Linked DNA regions of Homo sapiens: region 1 is linked to region 2. The links are chromatin loops, found by intact Hi-C in ENCODE. Cell type or tissue: B cell. All regions are shown on one strand. Links, peaks and the distances in the headings refer to the core of each region. The heading gives the core; the rest is flanking DNA. Region 1 has its middle 160 kb from the start of RASGEF1B. Region 2 has its middle 90 kb from the start of RASGEF1B.

Region 1 (9,827 bases), core at 1,008-9,007, 74 kb after region 2:
TTGAAATAATTCCTATTCATGTCATTTGCATAATTCCACACATGGACCACCTGCTTTATGAGTTTGCCATGTATGTAGAGGACATTTCCACCAGCTCGGTATTCCTCATGGGGCTCCCAGTTCCTCACCTGCATCCTAGGACAATTCTGCCCAGGAATTTATTCTTCTGGGTCCTTTGTCTCTGCAGCCATACTTCTGAAACCACAGCTGCTGGGCCTCTCTGAGCCTTCTTCATGTGATGGCAGAGGCAGGCCTAGTCGTAGCTGCAGAAACAAAGGTGAAGGACCCCCTGAAGCTGGCTGGTGGGTAAGGAGCAGTGGCTCGGGCTTTGTTGCTGGTATGGATTTCTCCTGTTTGCTGTGGAATAGAATTTAGGGAAGTAATGAGGGAGCCCTGTCGTGTTCACCACACACAGGCTCCATCAGTGCAAAATTTCACTCGGCAGATGAACACAGACAGATGCACATTTTCTTCACCAATGAAATATTAAACATGACAGTTGTGTTACTCATCGGGAAATGCTGCATGCAAAATGCATGTGTAACCCACGAGGTCTTCCTCATTTCATCCCTCCTGCTTGGCTAGGGTTCTAGGAGATGATATTCCTCCTGCAACGATGTTCAGGTATCCAATTCCAAAAGTTACGGTCAATGGTATCTTTGGGAAGATAATTTAAAGGCTTTTGGCTTTAAATTAAGGATCCATTAAGATAATAAAATGTTGTCTTTGACTTTATTGTTATTCTGCCTAAGGGATCTGTGGGAGAACACAGGATTAAAAACTATGGAGAGAAAGATTCCCATCACTATGGAAACAGATTCATTTATTTTTATAGGCTGATTTCTAATTCCTCTCCCTGGGCAAAGCTCCCACTAACTTCTGATGCTAGGAGATGATGCTTATTCAACAGATATTTTGTTGCTTGGGGTTGCTTTTCCTGTTTATTTGGAGAGAAGGGTGGTAGGAGAGGAGGGCTCAGTAAAGAGGCAAGCTGTATAAGAATATGTTTTCAGTGGTTTGACTTAAATCAGAGTAGCCAACTGATTGGAGTGAGAAGGCCATATTTAGAACTCACTACCAATATAGGAAAAGGAAACCCCTTAAGTGTTACTAGCTTGACATCAACTCTTAAAAAATGCAAAATACAGAGAGAGCAGTTTCAAGAAGCATAACTCCTGAATAAAATTCTGTCTGTTGACTATGTTCAGCCTAGAACCTCATAACTATATATAGAGAACATCACAAAGGGTAGCATTCTTTAGGAACCACAATAGGTTTCCAGTCAACTATTTTTAACTACTCATTTCTTACTGTTTTTGAAGTTTATATTACCCAATGGGATGCCAAATTCTCTCTCTTACAAGCAGGGATCTTGTGGATAAGGAACAGCTCTTACTTCCCCTATTAGCTACTTCCAAGAACAAATGAGGATTGTAATTGATACCTGCTGCTATGCTGTTGCACTCTTAGCCTGAGAAGTGCTAGGGATATAAATAGCAGCTTGATGATTTAACTCAACCTGGTTTAAGAGATCATGTGTTGCTGTTACTTTGCATGAAAATGACATCATGCCTGGTTATTCAATGTGCTGTGCAATCCAACAAACTGAGGATGGCCAATCACAGATCTCTGTATCAGAATTTGGTCAAAGCTCTGGAATGCAGGATGAAACAGTGCATGCAGAACTGGTAGAAAGATCAGTGGAGCAATTCATCCATCAAATCTGACCAAACAGCTGCCACTCCCCTTTCAGGCAACTCAGACATTAGCCATCAGTCCTGGAAAGCCATAGGAGCAAAGCCAGTTAAATCATGATTCAGCAAATTGAAATTCAAGTAAAGTGCAATGCAGCAGCGTGTTTGCGCACGTGTGTGGGTGTACGTATATGAAGAAAGCCACAGGTGTGGTGAAAGATTCCCTAGATTGAGTTCCCTATTTAATCTTTAATATAGAGGAGACAAAATTTAGAAATTGGTTTTAAAATGTCTGTTTCACATTGCCAAATATTTGACCTCAGGAAATACCTGGATGTTTGGCCAACTTCTTCATCATGTATTTGACACAGGTACCGTTCTATGCTTACTTCAGTGCACATATGCACACAGGCCTTCAGAGACGGTTAGCCCATTTACCCCATTTGGCTGCCTCTTATCCAAAGGACTCTAAGTGACACTGAAAGCAGGATGCAGAGGTGGGTAAAAATATGTGTAGGAGAAGACTAAGTAACTCAACCTGGGATGGAAGAGTACATGATGTAATATTGCATATCCCAAGGCCACATTTTCCACAGCAGGTGGGGGAGGGTGGTATATGATTTGAGGATTTTGGCAAAAGCACTGGCATCCCTCTGTATTAGAAATAAAAACCAAGAGATATCCGTATAATAGAAAACTGGATAAATCACACATTAAAATCTTTATTTCAAGTCAATAACCGTATGTTGAAAGAAATGTGCAAGGTACTAGGCAGGAGACAACATTACCATACACAGGCCTCGCCCTCAATGCCTTTACAGTCCGGTGAAGGATTGAGACACAGAAACAATGAATCATTGGCAAAAGAAAGGGGGAAGGAGGAGTCTAACGTGATGCTAAGATTCCTACTTGAGTGACTAGCAAGAAATATGGAATGATGAGCAATTAAATTTTTTTTTCAAATATTACAAAGGCAACACGTGCTCGTTCATCCCCACCACACCCCACCCTGGGAAATAACATTAAGTCAGCTGATTATTCCACCATTCCCATGTCCATTCAAACACACAAACACATATACACAGGTAGAGTTTTTTGTTATTTTTGTTTTTATAATAACGGGATGATGTACATATTAATTTGCAAGCTGCTTTATTCACTTCAGAATATATCATAGATGCGTTTTCACACTGAAGAGCTGCAAGATGGCCATAATTCATTGTCATCTATTCTGCTCTGATGGGAATTCAGGTTGTTCCCAGTTTTCTATCACTAACAATAAGCATCCTTACAAATATATCTTTATATAGAGAGGTGCTTTGAATTCAATAAGATAGAGTCTAAAAATAGGATCGCTGGGTTAAAAGGTATAGGTACTTTTTTTTTGTTTTTTGAGACAGAGTCTCACTCCATCACCCAAGCTGGAGTGCAGTGGCGTGATCTCAGCTCACTGCAACCTCTGCCTCCTGGGTTCAAATGGTTCTCCTGCCTCAGCCTCATGAGTAGCTGGGATTATAGGTGCCTGCCACCACGCCCAGCTAGTTTTTGTATTTTTAGTAGAGACAGGGTTTCACCATGTTGGCCAGGCTGGTCTCGAACTCCTGACCTCAAATGATCCACCTGCTTCGGCCTCCCAAAGTGCTGGGATTACAGACGTGAGTCACTGTGTCTGGCCAGTATACATACTTTTCATTATAACTAAGTCTTCCAGATTTCTTTTCAAAGAAGGTGAAGCAATTTATGTGATACATGGAAATTCTTACTGATGATGAGCAACTCTGGGAACTGGAGACCTGAGTACGGCAGAAAAAGGAAGGGAACAGTATTTAGTTTGATTTTCAACTAGTTAAGTCTAAGATGTCTGCTGGATGTTTCTAGGTTGACACCTAGTAGGTAGTGAGCTATTCAGCTCTGGCACTAACAGATTTACATGTGAGTGAGGACAAAGGAGTGGATGGAATAGCTCTGAGGAAGAGAATGGAGCCGAGAAGTGGGGTGACTATAGATCTCAAGGTAGCTCCTCCATCATGAAGCTGAGTGGAAAAATTCGGAATTAGCAAAGGAGGCTGTGGGTGTGTCTGAGAGGTAGGTGGAAGCAGAAAGAGTGCAAACTAAGGGAAACAAGAGGAAGAGCCAGTCTCAAAAAGCAGAACCTGGACTACGGCATCAAACGTGGGGTGAGATCTTTAATCACAGTGACCTGGATGTTGCTATTATATCTCATGTTTAGGGCACAGAAATGGAAATTCCAATCTCATATTTTTTTAAAAAAATTTTGCAATTCCCATGGTAGCCTTGGGAATTGCAAGTGCCAACTGCAAGGAATAGGGTGATACTGACATGTCAAATATACTTTTATCCAAAAATCATCCCAGGGCGTCCCAGCTATTGGGGATTATACTCTACACCCCACAAGAAGTTCTTCAGCAACACTGGAAATGAGTTGGAAAATGGTCATTTCCCCTCCCCATGCCCGCCTTGTGAAAGAAGCCCTGTCAATCACAGAATAAAAGGCCCTAAATCATTCACTGAGCAGAAAAATAGCCTGTAAATTATCAAAAGCTTATTACATCCATGTTGACAGCACATAGGCTATGATGCTGAAATTTCACTCTCATCATCTCTTTCTGGACAACGGAAATGGAGTCTTCACCTGCCTATTTCAAAAGTCCTCTTGATGATAAGCTCTAAATATGTTGCTGCAACACACCATGTGATTATCTACATCATACACCTCATGACATTGTCCTGTGTTTGTGGAGGGGATTCAGGACAGGAAGTGACTCTGTCATAACTGGGCACACTTATGTACACACTTAAAATGTTCAACCTCCAGGGAACACTGACAATCCCCTCCCTCTGCCTGCTCATTTCTTTTGTTTAGTGATGACCCACTCCTATTGATAAGCAGCATATGTAGGAAATGCTCCAGAGGAAAAGAACAGCCATTTTACACTATGACTAGGCCATACTTCAACTGGCCTGATGAGAAGGACAGCAAGATTTTCAACACTGGCCTCATGGAGTCAGATGATGCACAGGTATCAAATGCTATCCCTCAGACAGGTTTTTAAGAGGACAGTGTTTGCACAACAGTGATAAAGGCTATCCTGGGAATTGCAAATTCAATTTGACTTACAGCAGTCATGCTTTCCTCTGGAGACAGAGATGATTTGAGCTGCAGGGAAACACATACACACACACACACACACACACACACACAACTCCTTGCACTGCCTGAAAATTAGTATGGATTGACAAAATGAAATAGCATAGTAGACTGGCAGAGAGATGATAATTGCAGTAGGGCAACCAGGGCTGGTTGAGCCCAGAGGAGGAAATTATCATTTTGATTATGTTCAGGAGAATCTATTTATGAGTACAGGTTTCCTAGTTGAGTCAGATTAAATATTTTTCTGGCTCTAAAACACAAAATTTCTATAAAAATAAACTTAGGTAAATTCTTTGACCCAGAATCTTTTCAATCATTTCTGCTTGATGAAAAGCAGTCGTACAGGGGAAGGCTTCTCATTTATCTCACGGATCATTTACACCTGCAACTTGGCAGCATTCTTACCAAGTGTCCTCTCCACACAGCCACCTGCCATACCCGAGTCTCCTTTTCCTCATGCTTCTTCAGCCCATTGGCTCACCCCACGTGGCAGGGAACACAGCCTCTGTAAGAATGAGGAAGTGAAAGCACTGTGCAAAAGAAAAGCTGGTATACAAGGCTGGTGATACGTCTGTAAAGGCAAACTGCAACACGTTAAACTTGAAATTCGGACAAACCTGAGTTCAAATTCCATCTCAGCCACTTACAAGGTGGATGACCTTGGGCAAGTTACACAACCTTTGTTTCCTTATGTGTAAGACAGGGAAATCAATATTCACTTCTTAGGATTGTGGTAAGGATTGGAGGGGAAAATTAATAATCAATGGATCCAGACATGCACATGTTTAGTGTCCCTGGCATGTTGTAGGCACCACTACAATGTAATGATTATGTGGAGAATCTATAAAATCCTATAAAAATTTGCCTGAGTCGTTGACTCCAAAGTAATAAACTAGTTTGCTTTAATGTTAAATGCCAAAAGCATTACTCAAGAAATATTATTTCCTGATTGTTTTTTCTCATAAAACCCACAACATTCTTTCTCATCAAGTTGGCTAGAGGGTTTTGAGGGTTGGGGACCCCACTGGACCCAGGTTTTGTTCTAACTGAATTGCATTAAGGTTAGAAAAGAATGAATGATTTAGGAAGCTATTTCTAATTCCTTTATGTCTGTAAAACACTCAAATAAAATAAATCTGACAAAATCAGTAGATTTCCCAAACTTGAGTCATTTTCTCATGATAAGGCATTTCTCTCAAGATAAGGCAGCATAAGGCTAGACGTTAATTTTTGACAAGGGTACCAAAACAATTCCATGGGGGAAATAATAGTTTTTTTTTCAACAAATGGTGCATATCTATATGCAAAAGAATGAAACTGGACCCCTTTCTCACATGATAGATGAAAATTAACCCCAAAAGGACCATAGACCTAAATGTAAGAAAGAAAATTATAAAACTCATAGAAGAAAGCACAGAAGTAAATCTTCAGTGATTTTGGGTTAAGTGAGGTCTTAAATATAATACCAAAAGCAAGTGCAACAAAAGAAAAAAATAGATAAATTAGACTGCATCAAAATTAAAAATTTTTATGCTTCAAAGGACATCAACAAGAAAATGAAAAAGATGACTCACAAAATGGGGGAAAATTTGCATGTTACATATCTGATAATAGATTTATATCTAGAATATATGAAGAACTCTTACAACTCAATAAAATAAAGAAAGATACCCCAATTAAAATATGGGCTTAGCCAGTGCTTTGGGAGGCTGAGACAGGGGGATCGCTTGAGCCCAGGAGTTTGAGGCTGCAGTGAAATATGATCGTGCCACTGCACTCCGGCCTAGGTGACAAAGCAAGACCCTGACTCTAATATATAGATATATATATAGATATATATTATATCGATATTATATTAATATTATATATTAATATCTATATATTATAGATATATATTATATCTATAGTATTATAATATATATTATATAATTATATATTATATATTATATTATATAATATAATATATAATATATAATTATAATATATAATTATATTATATATAATATAATATAATATTGTATTATATATCATACAATATTATATTATATTATATATAATATAATATAAATTACATAATATTATATAATATAATATATATTACATAATATTATATAATATAATATATATTACATAATATTATATAATATAATATATATTACATAATATTATATAATATATAATATAATTATTATAAAATATAATATAATATAAAATATATATTATATAATAATATATATTATATATTATATAATATATTATATAATATAATATATAATATATAATTATATAATATATATTATAATACTATAGATATAATATATATCTATATATTAATATATAGATATTAATATCTACATCTATAATATATAGATATTAATATATAATATTAATATAATAATATCGATATAATATATATCTATATATATATCTATATATTAGAGTCAGGGTCTTGCTTTGTCACCTAGGCCGGAGTGCAGTGGCACGATCATATTTCACTGCAGCCTCAAACTCCTGGGCTCAAGCGATCCCCCTGTCTCAGCCCCCCAAAGCACTGGCTAATATATATAATATAATTATATATTATATCTAATATATATTAGATATATTATATATTATATCTATATATAATATAGATATAATATATAATATATAATACATATTTATATTATATATAATACATATTATATATTAATATATTATATATAATATATAAATATATATTCAATTAAAAGTAAAATAATATGTATTATAATATATAGATATATATTATAATACATATTATTTTACTTTTAATTGAATATATATTTATATATATTTTACACTTAATTTTATATATATTAAATTATATAATATTTTACATATATATGTAAAATGGGCTTAGAATTTAAACAGAAGATTTGAAAGATTTACAAATGGTTAGTAAGGACATGAAAAGATGTCCCATGTTATTAGCTATTAGAAAAATGCAAATCAAAACTACAACAAGGTACCACATTACACCCATCACACCTTTGTAGGATGGCCATAATCAAAAACAAGGATAACAATAAATGTTAGCAATTAAGAAATGTATGCCTTCCTGGCTGGGCGCGGTGGTTCACACCTGTAATCCCAGCACTTTGGGAGGCTGAGGCAGATGGACCATTTGAGGTCAGGAGTTCAAGACCAACCTGGCCAACATGGTAAAACATCGTCTTTACTAAAAATACAAAAATTAGCTGGGCATGGTGGCATGAGCCTGTAATCCCATCTACTCAGGAGGCTGAGGCAGGAGAATCACTGGAACCCAGGAAGCAGAGGTTGCAGTGAGCCAAGATCACACCACTGCACTCTAGCCTAGGTGACAGAGCGAGACTCCATCTCAAAAAAAAGAAAAAGAAAAGAAAAGAAAAGAAAGAAATGCATGCATTTCTTAATACATAACCCAGTTGAACTGATGATAGGTTTTGTGGCTAACCATGCCTAAGAAAAGCAAGCAAGCAATATGAACAGCCATATACAATAGCTCTGTCTCAGTTACTCTATGTCCTAGTGAGGTTAGGTTAACTCAGGTTGTCAAAGAGAACTCTAGCTTGGAGATGTGGAGAAATTGAGACCCTCATACATTGGTGGTAAGAATGTAAAGTAGCACAGATGCTGTGGCAAACAAAATATTCAACACAGAGTTACCAAATGACCCAGCAGTTAGACCCCTAGAGAAATAAAAACATGTCCACACCAAAACTTCAATGTGGTAAACAATGCCCAGAATAGGAAAATACATAGAAATGGAAAGTAGATTCGTGGTTTCCTAGGGCTGGGGTCGGGGGAGATTGTTGGGGAAATAAGAAGGGATTGCTAATGGGTTCAGGGTCTTAGTTTGAAAATATATGAAAACTTGAATGTATCAATTGGTTTATATTGGGAGAGCATACAGGCTGGCTGTATTCATACATGTTATATTAAAGGGACTCCAAACTAACTGCCAATGTCTATCTCTGCCCAAGCCCTGCTGGCTGCCCCTCCCCACCCTGCCCAGTGACTGCTGTCACCCTTTGTTCCTGCAAGGACTAGGCATGGGTACAGGGCAGATCCTGATCGAGCCTGTGGGCCCTGGACTCCCAGCACAGGGTGTGGTTATTGCCATCTCCTCTCCAGACTGGCAGTACCATGCATGCTTGGTGGGTGGCAGCAGGGGGTGGGGGAGGGGATAGGCCAGGAGGAGAGGGGAGTGGAGGTAAGTCTCTCACCCACCTGGATCCAGGTACCTGGCATGTCCTGGTTTGAAGGATGCAATCCCCTTGGGGCTACCAGTCACTGTAGCTTGGGACAGCAGGTCCATGGGAAGGGAAGATTGACTCCTCCCACCCCTCAACCCCCAGCTTTCTGCCAGGACACAGCCTCTTGGCGGGCCTGGCATCTGGAGAGAGAGGAAACCTGGCAACTGGTGAGCTGAGTTGCAGGGTGGGATCCCTGGGCACCTGTGAGGCTCTGTAACTGCCCTTCATTCCCATGCCCAAGGGATTGCAACACTAAATAATAGTAATAATAAAACATTATGATGAGGGAGAGAACGTGGAAGAAAGGAAAAAGTTTTAAACATTTAAAATATGAGTGCCTTTACTGGCACTTTTTCCCTGCCCTTTGAATGTGGAGTTCTTGCATTTTCATTTTGCACGAGGCTCAGCAAATTACGTAGTTGGCCCTGCCCAGGAAGAGTATGATCTTGCAAGTCGGGCACAGCAAAACTCCAGGGGTTGTCATAGATCATGGTGTGGATGGGGCGTGCAGTTGCATAGTGAACGATATGAACAGCCATGCACAACAGCCCTGTCTCAGTGACTCTATGTCCTACTGAGGTTAGGTTAACGCAGGTTCTCAAGAGGAACTCTAGCTTAGAAAATTGGGTGTCTGAGAAATTCTTTCACTTAGAAGTCTAGTTTTAGAATGGGCTTAAGGGAAATAAGAATGCTCTTGAGCAA
Region 2 (9,827 bases), core at 546-8,545:
CCAGGTGGCAAACTGCAGAAGAAGATAAATCAAGCTTTGTGTGACTCAGATGCCCTTTGCATCATCCTCACAATGCATGTGGCATTCTGCAGATATTTATATGACTGCAGAGTCCATTTCATTTCTACTAGGTTAAACTTCCTGACCTCTAGCAAAGCAGGACAGTTAGATACTCTAATATGATTCATATTTGGGTCCCACCAAAGATCTGTCCAGAGATATGCTTCTTTTGTGGTTCAAGGCACAGGGAATCTCTAGACTATGAATCCCAGAATGCAAATTGACTGATATTCAGGTTTTTCATTGAGTACATGAAAAGAAATTTCAACTGCCTTCTCCTTCCTTAAGAAGAACCCTTCCCTGGCTCTGAAAACATTGTCAATGGAGTGTATGCAATAGTAGAGGATAAAGTCAACTGAAATGAATTAATAGAACTTTATTAAAGATAATATGCATATAACTAGTTTTAAAAGGTAAAGAAACAAGGGAAAATGAGCTCAGCAATATATCAGGAGTTACCCAACCTGGAAAATATTATGGCAGTGATAAAACTACTGCAGTATTAAAGAGAGACAGAGAGAGAGAGAGAGCATTTCTAAGGCTACCTGATGAGTCTTTGAAACAGAAATCCAGCTGGCTCTAACCTTTTAGAAGATGGTATTTTTTTTCTAAAATATGGCTAACAAGCTTATGTGACGTATTCTCCATCAAAAATGAACTCTGAAGAGCAGTCTGACTCTAAGAATAACTTCTAATATCTAGGATGAGCAACTGTGGTTCTGTTTGCTCACTAACCTCACAAAGTGTCATTCCCTTTAAGGGTAGGGATGGCATTTTGATCAAATTTATTTTCTTTTCATTTTTCTGGGATAATGGGAGTTGATCACAGATTATAGTTGCCAGTACCATTCGAGGTGCCAAAGGATCCTTGGCACCTTACCACAAGTACCTGTCAGGTTGGTTGAGAAGGGAAATGTCAGCAGACAATTAGGATACAGTGACAAGTGCTGTGATGGGCCATAGGCACTCAAACTTCATGGCCGCATGGTGAAAGGGAGCATGGGCAGAGTGGTGGTGAGAAAGAACCTTTCTTGAGAGATTTTGTAAAGGACATGTCTGGTCCAGGTGAAGAACGGGGTGAGGGGTGCTCTAGGCTAATAAGCTTATGAATGAAGGCACAGAGGTGTGACAAAGCATCCTTGAGGAACTGGAGATAGTTAAGTATGGGATGAATGTTAAGATGCAGATAGTGAGTGTTGGGAGAGGAGGTCAGAGTCTCTCGTTAGCCAAATATTCTGTGCCTTCTGCTATTCATGAGGTGATGAACCAACCATTTATGAATAAGCATGAACACAGCTTTGCTGTTTTGTGCATGTATTCCTTCCTGTAGCTCAGTGGGGAGTATGTGCTACTACTAAATTGTTAGCTCCTTGAGGACAGGGACCACATGAGTCAGGAAACGCTGTAGATTGAGCATTATCCTTGAAGTCAGGGCAGTGCAAAAGTGGTACCCTTAAGGGAACACAATACATAAAAGCCAAGATCAGTTAGCATCTTTCAAGTTAACTGTTGAGTAAAAATGAAAGGAATGTAGAATATGTTTAAACATGTATGGACCACAAAACAATGTTAATTAAAGATTGTTTTCCAAAGGAGATAGATAAATGTTGGATTTACAAGAAAACAGAAGTTAACAATGAAGAGCATTTGTAAAGTTACAGAACTGGAAAGTTTCACACCACATGTAGATGATGGCAGGGGATTTACTGAAACAGTAGATAGGATAGTGTGACTGGATTAAGATGAATAGGTGGAAAGGCTGATCCAGCTAATTCTTATAGAAAGTGTGTAGGGTATAAACCATAAATAAACAAATTAAGATGATAGTGGAAGATCCTGATCACCTGACAGAAAGTAAATAATTGGTTTGAAACCAAAGCAGTTCCTGAGTTTCTTAAGAAGGAAAAAATATTAGTGTCATCATGTAAACGATGTTTGAGAAAGAGTTTCCAGCAATAATTTATATCTCTTCACAGAATGGAAATATTAAATTAAAAGGGTGGAAGGAGCCTATGGCTATTTTTTTTAAAAAAGCTGAGGAGACATAACAAATGGAGCAGAGGCTTCGGGTTCTAGCCCCAATTTTCCCTGGGCTGCCACTTCTCCTTTCCAGTCTGACAACTAGATGTTTTTTTCTTTTCTCTTTTCTATTGTTTTTTTTTTTTTTTTTTTTTTTTTGAGACCGCATTTCGCTCTTGTTGCCCAGGCTGGAGTGCAGTGGCATCATCTCGGCTCACTGCAAACTCTGCCTCTTGGGTTCAAGCGATTCTCCTGCCTCAGCCTCCCGAGTAGCTGGGATTACAGGCATGCACCAACACGCCCGGCTAATTTTGTATTTTTAGTAGAGATGGGGTTTTTCCATGTTGGTCAGGCTAATCTCGAACTCCTGACCTCAGATGATCCGCCCGCCTTGGCCTCCCAAACTGTTGGGATTACAGGCGTGAGCCACCGCACCTCGCCTCTTTTCTCTTTTAAACTTATTTTTGTCTCTACTTTGTTGTGTTAACTGGGGCAAGTCACATCAGCTCTCTGGGTATCAGATTCTTCAACTGTAACATGAGGAGGTAGGATCCAGATTGTCATTAAGGATGGCTTTTGAATTTATAATTCTAAAAAATTCCACAAAATTAATAAAATACAATCCTAGCTAATTTTCCCCACAGATAAGCAAACTCCCATTTCTCCTATGAAGGGAAGAACATGGGACCCAGAAAGCCTGAGGAGAGCCCCCAAGTGAGTCTTAGTTCAGTGTTCATTTTAGAAGCAACGCTTTCAAAAAAAGTATGTTTTTTCATATTTTAACATGTCTATTAAATGTCATAGAATTCATGGGATTTTACAATCATAATTAGCAGCATTTTTTTCTTTCTTAGCAGCTCAAAAAATTATGATATGTTATACATTTAAATTCTCTTTTAATTCTCAAGTCCAGTTAAGATCAGAGTATATATAGTAGATCTTTCTAACATCTGAAGCAACAGTATTTAGATGAATCAGTGGAATGAGACAGAGTCTCCAAAGCAGTTGTCACAATTTTATTAATTTTCAGAAAATCCTCGTACACTATAAGATAGTCTCTCTATATCTCCTGCTCAAGGTCACTCTTAGATAACTAATTCTTCTAAAGAAGGCCCAGGGTTCTGTTGGTTGAAACTTTTTATTGTATTGTTATTCACTGTTGCTATTTTTATTATCATAATTATTATTAATTTAGATCAATGTTTTTCAAACTGTAGACTGAAACCTATTTGTTGATTGTATCGTCAGTATAGTGGGTCATCACAGCATTTTAACAAATAAAGCAACATACGCTAAAACAGGAAATCTCATCCTATCTGGTAAGAGTATCATTTCCTGACACTCTTTCTGGATGTGCTTTGTTTTTTTTTCTTTTAATTTATATTTTTAGTTCTGGAGTACATGTGCAGGATGTACAGGTTTGTTACATAGGTAAACATGTGCCATGGAAGTCTGCTGCACCTATCAACCCGTCATCTAGGTTTTAAGCCCAGCATGCATTAGCTATTTTTCCTAATGCTCTCCCTCCCCCAACCCCACCCCCAACAGGCCCCAGTGTGTGTTGTTTCCCTCCCTGTGTCCATGTGTTCTTATTGTTCAGCTCCCACTTATGAGTGAGAACATGCCATGTTTGGTTCTCTGTTGCTGTGTTAGTTTGCTGAGGATAACGGCTTCCAGCTTCATCCATGTCCCTCCCTGTAAAGGACATGATCTCATTCTATTTTACGGCTGCATAGTATTCCATGGTGTATATGTATCACATTTTCCTTATCCAGTATATTGATAGGCATTTCTATTGATTCCATGTCTTTGCTATTGTGAATAGTGCTGCAATGAACTTACACATGCATATATCTTCTTAATAGAATGATTTATATTTCTTTGGGTATATACCCAATAATGGAATTGTTGGTTCAAATGATATTTCTGGTTCCAGATCTTTGAGGAATAGCCACACCATCTTCCACAATGGTTTAACTAAGTTACATTCCCACCAACAGTGTAAAAGTGCTCATACTTCTCCACAACCTTGCCACCATCTGTCGTTTCTTGACTTTTTAAAAATCACCGTTCTGACTGGCGTAGATATACGTACAAGCATACATTCACATATGGGAGTCCTGGATCATGGTTTAGGATGCATTTCTTTTGTGGGTTATAATCAAAAAAGATTCAAAAATGCTAATCTAGGCCCAGCCTTGGAGGGCTCTGTGGCTATTAAACAGCTTGAAGCATAAGCAACCATGTAGAAAGATGCCGAATTTGGGGCAATGTCTTTGCAGGAGCACCATGTCCATAACCATACCAAAAACATGCTTGGCAAAATAGAGAGGTGCTTTGGATTGCCTTGAACTAGCTACTCATTAAGAAGTATTTGGTGACTCTGTTCTCTTTACAAGCCATCTGTATTGCCAGTCTCATTTGACAGCCTTTCTACTCAAAGGCCCCTAATTATTTAATTACTAATAGTAAGTTGATAGGAATTTATAACAAAAAATTTCAATTGACCTCTGATAGTAGGTGACAACATTTATTTCTATTATAAGAAAATTCCTTGGGAAATTCTACTTTGAAATTTGGACTCAGATGTTTAATACCTTTTAGGCAGTACATTCACCTAAGGAAGGTATTGTTTGAGGAAGCAGACATTGTTAAATACCTTTCCTTCCAAATTACTCAGAATGATAAAGAGCTAGGTCCCCTTGCAGGCATATACATTCACTTGGTGTTTCCTATATTGCCTGGAGTTTCTGCTTTCACTTCTATTTCAAGCATCCTTCCTGTACGTAAAAACAGGGGGTTCCTACAAAGGAGGAAATGAAACCAGCAGCTGTAATCATGAAAATGAGAAAGTATTTTTTCCCTCCAACCTGTATAAATGGTGGAGTCTATGTCATAACTGAAGAATATTCTTCCTATATCAGCTTTTTCAGATCAACATTCTAATGTTGACTCTCTTTGAGATTCTAACCAGGAGTAGCACCTTGTGCTTATCTACAGCCTCCTCATGGAACCAAATCATTTCATTTTACAAATGAAGAAACTGAGGCCTAGGTAAGCTTGTCACTAGCCCAAGTTCAGAAAACCTGTTACTGGGAGATCTGACATGGTGAAAGTGTTCCACAGCAGACTGGTTATATTACACTAACTTATTGCATTTAGACTCTTTTTCAAGGATGCCTTAAATCTTTGAGAGAAGTGTAATACCTGACTCAGGTATTTTAAATCTATTATTGAGTCTCCACATGGAAGTTTCTCCTCTTACTGAAAATCATGCTAGATGGGTACAACTAATAAATCCTAATACATTTAATAAGTGATATAATATGACCTTAAATTCCTTGCTATAGTTTCCATGTACTTCAGAAACAGAGGAATAAAAGCTATATTTTCTTTCTCAAGATATCTGTGAGGAAGATCAATGGTGAGTAGATTTCCCTCTAGTATGGACATTCTGTGAACAAAATTCTCTTTATCCATTTGGATGCCATGAAGTAATATATTACCAATAAATATAAAAACAATACACCTGGTTTAAGTATAAGGCTTGAATCACTGCTACTTCAAAAGGAGTCGAAGGATTTTATTTATAGGTTGGAGAATACAGGAGATTCAGAAAAGGAATAGCCTTTTAAAAATCATTATTTCGAATGAGAAAAGGAAGACAAAGTTTAAAATAAGCAAGATGAGAGAGAAAAAACTTTTTGACATCTGAGTAAACAAAACAACCTCAGATGTCTTTGATTAGTGTTTTCACACAGGGTGCTGTCAAGAAAGTTTCCATCCAAATGAATTCTATTTTTTAGTTCATATCTTTGTAAAATACATCTTGCTAGAAAAATGAATTTATCTTGTATAATTTATACAATATGGTTAAAACTGACAAAAGAAAATAAAATATTAAGGCAAAATTAAAACAATCTGGTAAAAAAAATTATGTTCAAATATCAAATACATAAATTCACAAAATAAGTGGAAAAATCTAAATACACTGATATGTACAATGACCAATAAATATACACATTGACATATACCCTTTCAATATACTAGGCAATAATTGAGCTCTTAATGGAGATTATGTTGCAAAGCAAAAATATTTATGATATGTAGAGATGTTACAAACTTGTACTATATATACAAAATGATGAGCTCTATAATTCCATCTGATTACTCCCATTTAAAAGAAAACCAGCAGTCATTTAAATGGTAGTTTCTGAAAGACCATAATATTAAGAGTGGGTATCTTTGGTAAAAGTTTTGAGATCTAAAAAGTTTTTATTTTTAAAATTTTGTAAAATAGCCACAAATTAAAGTTTTTAGGGTAATAAATATGTTTTGATTTTGGAGAAAATAATCTGCCCTTCCTTTCTGCAAATATTATTTCCACTGTCAAGTTTGTGGTCAATAAAGCTCAACAATTGGCTAGGATTTCCTCAATTTATATTAAAAAGTACTTCATTTTTCCTGAATTCACCTGGAAGTCTCTGTTAATGAGATCATAGATGAGAATATAAAACAAAACAAAAACAAAACACACTGAAACCGACAAACTGACAAATTTGACACACTAAAGTTCAGGTATTTTGCTCACGTACTGATTCAGAGCCTATTTCCTGTTACCTTATCCATAATTTTTGTACACATAGCTATTTGACTTCCAAGACTTTAGTAGATTAGAGCCAACAAGTTGAATGGGGGTTGAGAAGGGGTGGAGTAGCTACTGATAGTGTGGCAACAAGGAAAGGAACAGAAAATTATAAAAAGAAAACCTTGAAGCATCCGGTTGATATACAGATTGTGGCATAGGGGCAAACAAGTCTACAACCTTCAGTAGGTCCCAGATCATTAATATATAATTGTAGAGGAAAATAACTAAATTTTAACAATAGTTAACACTGAGTAATAAAGAAAGGCAAAAATATAACCAGAATATACTTTTTAAGAAGCTGAAAAATGAATTACATTGTTTAATATAATTCCACATAAAAAGCTTACAATAAAATTAATCTAGTGTTTCAAGGGACAAATGATCAACTATGTTGAATGATTCATCCCCAGCTGTTTTAGGATCTTTTTTTTTTTTTTTTTTTTGAGACAGAGTCTTGCACTGTCACCTGGGCTGGAGTGCAATGGCACGATCTTGGCTCACTGCAACTTCCACCTCCCGGGTTCAAGCAATTCTCCTGCCTCAGCCTCCCGAGTAGCTGGGATTGCAGGTGCCCGCCACCACGCAAGTCTAATTTTTGTATTTTTAGTAGAGACAGGGTTTCACTATGTTGGCCAGGAGGGTCTCAAACTCCTGACCTTGTGATCCGCCCACCTCGGCCTCCCAAAGTGCTGGAACTACAGGCATGAGCCACCACTCCTGGTAGGATCACTTATTTTTAGGGTAATTAAAAAAAAACTTCTGCTGACTTTTTGCATCACTTGAGAACACGTGCTTCTTTCTTAGTGTTAGCCCAATATTAGGGCTATTATGCTAATATTTCTGCCCAACTGAAACCATATAGACAGGTCATAATGGTACCAAAAGACAAGAATGTGACTAGCTTGTCCCGTCCTTGCTTTCTATGGATGTTCATCCTTGCATCCACTGTGGACTAACACATGTTTTATGCTGGCAGATCAGTACATTACTCCTGTGCAGCTAGTTCTGTTGTTGCCTGGTAGAGCTTGCTGATGTCCTTTCTATGGCACAGCCAGCTGCTTGCAAAGAGCAGATCAGGGTTAGACATAGTTCTAACCCTGGAGAACTGGGTTCCAGTTGCCAGAGCTCAGTCCTAAAATTGGGCAATCTAGCATCCGGGTGATGATAACAACACTGACAAACTGCTGACACAGAACCCCCAAATTCTTTATCATCACAGAATAAATAATACTCCTTAAAATGAATCATAGGCAAACCCTTAGGTCAAAATCCAGTTGGGTGTATTTTTGACTTGTTCCTTTGAGTGAGGGCCCCTCTTCCTATCCTTCTTCCTCCATTTAGGTACTCAAGTTTTTCTAGTGTAAAAGTGTCACTTTTGTGAATGTGAGTCCCCTCTTTGCCTTTCTCTCTCAACATTTCCATTTCCCTCATCTTCTAGTCTGGAGGTTGCTCTGCTGAGTCCCCGCCTCCCACAGCTCCTTGGCCACAGTCCGAGGCTGGTGGGTGGAACGCTGTTTGTCAGGGACTGTCTGGGTCAGAAGTGGCTGGGCTGCTGCTCAGCTGGAGGGACAGACACGGTCTCCAGCTGCACAGCCAGTGGATAAAGGACCCTTTCACTGTCCTCTCTTCTCCTCACAGGATAACGGATCACAGGAGTTTCTTTTTCCTTTCCTGCTCCTTACCCAGCTGTCACAGCATCCCCTTCCCTAGCATTCTGCCTCCCAGATGGAACATGGGGACAGAAAGCTAGAGAGATCCATCATTGGCACCTGGAAACTATCTACCCCAAATTTATATCTAAAAGGAAAGAGTCTCATCTAAATCAAAATATTTGCCCTCTTGTCAAGCGTCATGTCCCCTTCAATTCCTCAGTTTCCACTGAATTTCCGTCTGGAGATTTTTATTCCCATTTCTCTTGCAGCCAAGGTCAGCAATCCCCCAGTCACTTGTTGTGGGGGCTACTTTTCTTCAATAGACTGTTTGTTTTGTTTTCGACTCAGTTTCTTGTTTCAATTTCTGCTTTTCTTTCCCCTTTTCACTCCTCCCTAGCCAGTTGCTCTCTGACCCTTCACTAATTCCGCCTCCTCCTCTCCTGATTTCTTTCCAGATTGTTCTTCACTCTGTCCCATTTCACTCTCTGGCCTCACGCCCCTCCCAATGTCACCCATCCCTTTCTCATTCTCATTTGTTCCCCTTATTCTTTTGGTAATTTCTGCCCCCGTGATCCTTATCTTTTCTGTCCTAAATGTTCTGTTTGTCTTCCTTTCCCTCATCCGATAAACTGAATCCAGTGAGAAGGAAAGACACTTCCTGCCCTATGAAATTGTGCCATTGCATTTTAACAAAAATAAGCACTGCCAGTAAAATTGCTTAACACTAATGAAACATAAATGTTTGTAGAAAGACAGGAAGCAGGACAAAAAGTACTTATTTGCTATGATTGAAGTTAAAATTTGAAACTGTGAACTGAAAAGGAGACATTCTTTTAATAGTTAATGAGCCAAAGTTGGTAAACGCAGTGTTAATATTTCTAGGGTTTATGACCAATTCTGTCCTACTAAGCATGTTAATCAAATATTGGACAATTTATTACCTCTTTGTATAATTCTTGTTTTTTAAAATTATTAATTTTAATAGCATAAATCCATTGTAAAAAAAATTAAAAATAGAAAAGGATATACCATGAAGTTATTTTCCCCTGTACCCAAATCCTAGGCCACTTTTCCAAATGTAAACACAGTTCATTCATAATAATAATGTGTATATGTATGTTTATATAACATGCACATAAATAATATGTATATATAACTATGTTTCTCTATATGTTTATTCTCCCCTTTTTATACAAATGGAAGCATACTATACATATTATAATGCAACTTGCTTCATTCACATAACGATACAGGATGGAATAAATTTCACATAAGCACATATAAATCTACTTCACTCTTTTCCATGATTGCATAGCACCCCCACTTTTTTAGAGATTCAGGGGATTCATGTGCAGGTTTCTTACATGGATATAATGCATAATGGTTTCTTACATGGATATAATGCATAATGGTTTCTTACATGGATATAATGCATAATGGTGAGGTTT

Evidence for each region. A loop is a pair of places that touch in the nucleus more often than their neighbours do. Peaks named below come from ENCODE experiments on the same cell type or tissue, not always from the same donor. Only the 100,000 strongest peaks of a DNase experiment are listed, where the experiment ranks them.
Region 1: a loop joins it to region 2, with 6 times the contacts of the local background. A loop is called at or near these places in 4 of 110 quality-filtered maps.

What each region holds. Positions count from the first base shown.
Region 1 is chr4:81,630,527-81,640,353 of GRCh38, forward strand. No RefSeq gene overlaps it. Among named protein-coding and RNA genes, the nearest start is that of RASGEF1B, 160 kb to the left of the region's middle. In B cell, for the core only: no CTCF peak of the experiment used is centred there; DNase peaks (open chromatin) are centred at 1,685, 1,825, 4,555 and 5,355; H3K4me3 peaks cover 423 bases; H3K27ac peaks cover 1,275 bases.
Region 2 is chr4:81,557,449-81,567,275 of GRCh38, forward strand. No RefSeq gene overlaps it. Among named protein-coding and RNA genes, the nearest start is that of RASGEF1B, 90 kb to the left of the region's middle. RefSeq lists an enhancer at 5,087-5,256. In B cell, for the core only: no CTCF peak of the experiment used is centred there; a DNase peak (open chromatin) is centred at 4,863; H3K4me3 peaks cover 2,411 bases; H3K27ac peaks cover 4,989 bases.